2 separate regions of the Mus musculus genome follow, and region 2 is linked to region 1. The links are chromatin loops, found by intact Hi-C in ENCODE. Cell type or tissue: left cerebral cortex. All regions are shown on one strand. Links, peaks and the distances in the headings refer to the core of each region. The heading gives the core; the rest is flanking DNA. Region 1 overlaps Slc2a13 (solute carrier family 2 (facilitated glucose transporter), member 13). Region 2 overlaps Slc2a13 (solute carrier family 2 (facilitated glucose transporter), member 13).

Evidence for each region. A loop is a pair of places that touch in the nucleus more often than their neighbours do. Peaks named below come from ENCODE experiments on the same cell type or tissue, not always from the same donor. Only the 100,000 strongest peaks of a DNase experiment are listed, where the experiment ranks them.
Region 2: a loop joins it to region 1, with 2.7 times the contacts of the local background. A loop is called at or near these places in 8 of 42 quality-filtered maps.

What each region holds. Positions count from the first base shown.
Region 1 is chr15:91,299,878-91,302,793 of GRCm38, forward strand. The region is part of intron 7 of Slc2a13 (solute carrier family 2 (facilitated glucose transporter), member 13); the gene reads right to left. Among named protein-coding and RNA genes, the nearest start is that of CN725425, 100 kb to the left of the region's middle. In left cerebral cortex, for the core only: a CTCF peak has its summit at 1,652 (motif pointing right); a DNase peak (open chromatin) is centred at 1,655.
Region 2 is chr15:91,461,668-91,464,583 of GRCm38, forward strand. The region is part of intron 3 of Slc2a13 (solute carrier family 2 (facilitated glucose transporter), member 13); the gene reads right to left. Among named protein-coding and RNA genes, the nearest start is that of Slc2a13, 110 kb to the right of the region's middle. In left cerebral cortex, for the core only: no CTCF peak of the experiment used is centred there; DNase peaks (open chromatin) are centred at 1,566 and 2,230; H3K27ac peaks cover 980 bases.

The DNA.
Region 1 (2,916 bases), core at 181-2,680:
TTTTAAAACAGTGACTTGAAACTTCTATACTATGAAGATGTTTTTTAAAATTGGGATTTCCCTTTTATACTGAAGAGCATGCTTAAAGAATCTACCCCACACCTCCGGTACCCTCTGCCCGGGTTGTTTCATGTATTTAGACTCAGCACAGATGGAAAATTGAGCTTTCTGAGTCGAGATCACATTTCCAAATCTTAGGCATTCCACAGTCACATCTTCAAAAATTGGCAATTGTTCAAGAACAGTTTTGTACTGATTTTCCTGTGATAATTAACTTAGGTGCCGTATAGATGCTCAGCTTTTAAGGATGTTTGTTGCTCTTCTCGATGGTCTGGGTTTGGCTTTCAATGAATGCAACAGTCCCAGGGGATGCAACGGTTGAGGGCATCTTGGGAACTGTACACACAAAGCCACACGATCAAAACTTAAATCCTGACAAGAAGAGTTAAGTCAACCTAAAATGTGGTATCTCTTTAGTCAAGACTTTACTACAGGAACCCGTGTGAGGTAGTGGACTGTATCCTCCGCTTCTGTCAGCGCTGCCTCCCTCCCTCTCAGGCAAACACGATTTCCTTGTTTTTAGAAGATGTGCCGAACTGGGTGTGGTGGCTCATAAAGTAACCGTAGCACTCAAGAGGCCAACACCAAATACATCGCTGCAGTTTGAGACTTTGTCTAAAATAATAATACTGATGATAATAATAATAATAGTTTTCTAAATAAAGTGAAGATATTTGGTTCTGAAAGAAAGAAAGAAAGAAAGAAAGAAAGAAAGAGAGAAAGAAAGAAAGAGAAAGAGAGAAAGAAAGGAAGAAAGGAAGGAAGGAAGGAAGGAAGGAAGGAAGGAAGGAAGGAAGGCAGGCAGACAACCAAACTAACAAAAACACTCAAGGGCCTTTAGAGGTTCCTCATCACACAAAACAACATCCTGGATCACTCCAGGGAGGCAAAATGGATAAATGCCTGGAGTCAGAGTCTGGTTGACAGAGGCGTTCAGACACAAAGCATAAAGACTCCAGGCAACGCCTTCAGCTCTCACTGGTGCCCAGCTTTTTGAGAGAAACATAATGAGTCTTATATATTTAATACGAGGGAGAAAAACAACAGAAAGAGCTCTGTGGAGAGCCTCGCTGGCTGCAGCCAGGCATTGTCAACTCAAGCTATCTGCGCATCACACTCTTCAAACACATTTGACCTTCACCTTGTGAGACAAGTTTTTATAGAGGAAAAATCTGACAGGTTCCTTGTTGAAAACAAAACAAAACGTCGGACTGATTGGTGAGCTGGGACATTTTGTATCCCTATTACAATTCTTTCATTAATATTCACATGACAAAGAGATTTCCATATGCTATGCATAACACCTGGCAGACATAATACGTTATCCCAATTTGTCTTGAGACATTCCAGTTTGGGCATAGTTAGAGGTCAAAGAAATACACAAATAATCACTATGCAATGCAAGAATAATAATTTGGGTATAGCCAACATGAATCTGACTTAGTTTTTTGAAAGAAAAGAACAGGGCAGTTGGAAGTCATAACTGAAAAGATACAGGGAGGTGAAAGAATAACTTGTTTTTACTTTCTATGCATGGATGCTTTGCCAGTATGAACATCTGTGCAGCACGTACATGCAATGCCCACTCAGGCCAGAAGATGGCACTAGATCCCCTGAAACTGGAGTTACAGAAGGTTATGTGCTACAACGTGGAAATGAATTCGGGTGCTCTTTAAAACCAGTCATGGCTCTTAATAGTTGAGCAATCTCTCCAGCCCCAAACTTATTTTAAAATATCTAATACACTAGACATGAATTATCACTTTGCTGTAGGAAAATAATCCAGTGTGGGTTGGGTAATTCCAAATTTCACAATCCTAATAGCTATGAATGCATTGAGGGAAATAAAAAAGAAAAATCTGTTAAATATAAATGACTCTATCCTCCTCTTTTGAGAACCACAGCACAAAGAGAATATTCTATTCACACTCATCAGCTGGATCTTAAAAGAAAGGAAAGTGTGTTAACTTCTTTGAATATCTGTTAGAAATTTCCCCTTCCAAGAACCAAATTACCCCACAATCAGTTGTGAGATAGGGACCCTAAAAGAACTAGATATTGAAAACAACAGACCCCAAAGAATTAGAATGTTTCCAGGAAATTCCACAAAGAAATAAAGCCCTGACCTTAGAGGAGACACAAGTTCCCCAGGAGAGACTTCACACACTTGGACAACACGTGTCCTAATTAAATTAAATAACAGTCATAATTCCATCTTAGTACTTGGAAGAACATTTACGGACCACATCGTCTTACATTCTCAGTCTATAATTTTACAAATGTTATTCTTATTTGATTTATGACGACTGGGAGTACTTGTGTGGGAGTGTGGGTAGGATGGCACACGTGGGGAAGTCAGAGAGGACGTAGTGAGAGATTTCTCCCTTCCAACCTGTTGAGGCAAGGTTGTTTCCCCCTTGTTTCCGATGTGCCACGTAACTTTGTGCCAGCTCAAGCTTGCCAGGATCTCTGTCTCTGCCTCCCATCTTGTTTTAGGAGTGCTAGAATTACAAATGTGTTCACTGTATGTAGCTGACTACTACTACTTCTTCTTCTTCTTCTTCTTCTTCTTCTTCTTCTTCTTCTTCTTCTTCTTCTTCTTCTTCCTCTTCCTCTTCTTCCTCTTCTTCCTCTTCTTCCTCTCCTCCTCCTCCTCCTCCTTCTTCTTCTCCTCCTTCCTCTTCTTCTTCCTCTTCTTCCTCTTCTTCTTCTTCCTCTTCCTCCTCCTCCTTCTTCTTCAACATGGGTTCCAGAGAGTTAACTCAGGTCTTGATTTTTACCTGCCTCCCATCTCTGTTCCTAATATAATTATGTTGAGGTGCTCTTTTGCTTATTAGTTGATGAGTGTGATAGTTA
Region 2 (2,916 bases), core at 109-2,608, 160 kb after region 1:
CCCTGAGATCTATAAATACAGGTGTGGCTATACATATGGATCCGTGTGGTCCCTTTGCATCCTTTAAAGAAAGTTAAGGAAAGATGCAGCATTTTTTTTTTAACTATCAAGTTCCAAGGCATCTATAAAGAGGTGACTTCATTAAAAAGAAAAAGACAAGCTAATTCTTTAAAACAGAATCCGTTCCATCTTCTGGTCCCAACCAAGTTCAAGTCAGTTCAAGATACTCAAGAAATATGACTAGTGATAAAAATCTCTAATGATTTGACTTTAATATTTTATCACTACTACTCAATTTTTCATGCTAATCTTTTAAAGCTGACCTATTTTAGAGGCTAATAAACATAAAGGGCAAGCTATTCGTAGAAATCATGAAGAGAGACATCATGGTTTCATTATCACTTCTCAGATACTATTCAAAACAAGTCCCTAATGGCTTTACTTCAGCATCTGCAATGTGTGCGTCAGTTGCTAGGCAACATGCAAGTCAGGGATCCAGTATTAGGCCTCCTAAACACTGGGCTAGCTTAATACTTATCTGAAGACTACCACATAACCTTACTAAACTCTTGTTTTCTCTGTGAGGTTGAAGAAATTATTTAATGATAATCATTAAGGTTTATCTAAGAACCTTAATAGATTTTGGTTCCCAGTGAAATGAGAGGTAAACATTATCAATCTGCTGGCTGCTTTCTGTCAACTTGAGACAAACCTAGATTTATCAGGGAAGAGGGAATCTTAATTGAGAGGATGCCTCCATGAGATGGGCAGCAAGCAAGTCTGCGGAGAATTGCCTTGACTCATGATGGATGAGGGAGTGGGTGGGCTCAACTAGCTTTAGGTGGTAGCACCTCAAGGAAAGTGACTCTGGGTTATATTAAAACAAAATGAAACAAGACAAAACAGGTTGCGTTCTTCAGAAAACTGGAGATCAATCCACATCAAGATCCAGCTATACCATGCTTGGACATATGCCAAAGGACTACATCGCGTACCACAGAGACACTTGCTCATTCGTGATCACTGTTGCCCTATTCATAAGAGCTAGAAATTAGAAAAAGCCTACATGTCCACCAACTGATGAATGGAAAATGAAAGTGTGGTATGTTTACACAGCTCTTTAGCAAAAAAAGAATGAAATTATGAAATCCATAAGTAAATAGATGGAGCTGGGAAAACATCATCCTAAGGGAGGTGTCCCTGACCCCAAAAGGCACATATTTATGTGGATATTAGTTTTCAAGCCTCTGATGTGCATGCTACAATAAAAATACCCACTCGGTTTAGGTACCTGGAGATTAAAGGGAAGGAAAGAAGCCAGTATTTGCACCTGGAGGGTTCAGAGCATCTAGAGTCCCCGTGTCTAAGCTATCCAGGGCTATTGTCACAAATGCTACAGATTGAGTACTGTGAATAACAGCTCTGGAGGCTGGAAGTTGAGGACCAGACATTTGCAGGTTTGGTTTCTACAGAAGCCTGTGGATGGCTGCTCTCCTGCTGTGTCCTGACACAGTCCTTTCTCTGTGCATGTGCGTCAGCAGCGCGCCTCTGTGTCCTCTTCTTGTGAGGCACTGGCACCCCGCCTGATGAGTCACACATATGACCTCATTATCCCTCGTAACTTGCTGAAAGGTCCCATTTCCAAATACAGTAACCTTTTTAAGGTACACATGGGCTTCTTTAGCCCAGAAAGCTCCACTCCCTGCTCTGTTTCAGCAAAACACTAAGGACTAACGAGGGTTCACCATTCTATCAGTTCTATACACCGGCAGCCCAAAGCTTCTCACAAAGACAGGGCAGGAAAGCACAGACGTTCTAGGTAAATGATGTCAGAGCTCACAAACGTCAACTTGCCAGCGGGAACACAAGCTCTCCTCCTCATGCGTGCGCTAGAAGACGAACCCTGGGGTGTACAGCTGTCCTCAGGAAGTCATTTGGCATTTACTGAAACTGCATTATTAAAGTCCAAACGCTGGGCCAGCGAGATGGCTCAGCAGGTAATGTTTGCCTCAAAAACTCAAGGGCCTGCTTATTTGTTAAACACTGACAGATTTGACAAGGGCCAGCATCTAAGAGGTTCTCCTGGTCTCCATGTGACTGCCATCAAAGTCTAAGAAAAGGACCCCAGTTAGCTGATGTTAACAGCAGGACAAGGCTTCGAAGTGCTCAGGTTAGAGAAACCAGCCTAGTTGATTAACTACAATGAGAGCCTGCTGTACTCTCTCACGCAACTGCCAAGCTTATCCAACGTGATAAGTGCTATTTTCACAAAGGACAAACAAAAATAAACTTAAGTAACATTCTCCCAAGCCCACACTTACAATATTGAGGTGCAAGAGATGTGATTCAATACAAAAAAAGCACTCTCTGTTCTTTCAAAGGGCCCAGACTTAGTACCCACATAGTGACTCGAAACTGTATGTCACGTCATGCCCCGGAGTTCTGACATGTTCTTTTGGCTTCCACAGGCACTATGTGTATGTATTTACATACACGCAAGCAAAACACTCATACATATAAAACCAAAATAAATAAGTTCTGAGAATATGGTCGATCTGTAACTCACTCCCTGCTTCTGTCTGCTCTGTTACTGTTATCCCCAAAACAAAGAATTAATTAGTGCTTCTGACAAGTGGTGGCAGGCCAGGATACAAGGGAAAGTGGCATCCAAAAAGGAAGCAAATTTTCTGAACAGTACGTACGCGCCAACATGAAACAAATGTGATAATGGGATTTCCTTGAAAAGTCTTAGACAAGCAATCATCACTATTTCTTTTATGTAGCAAAACCAATGAGCACATGTCAAAGGCTAGCCCCTCTTCTGCATCCATGAAGGTAAGAATAGGCGCGAAGGATCCACTCCCTTGACGGCTTCAAAGTCCACAGAGGGAAGTGACCATGAAAATGCATCAATGA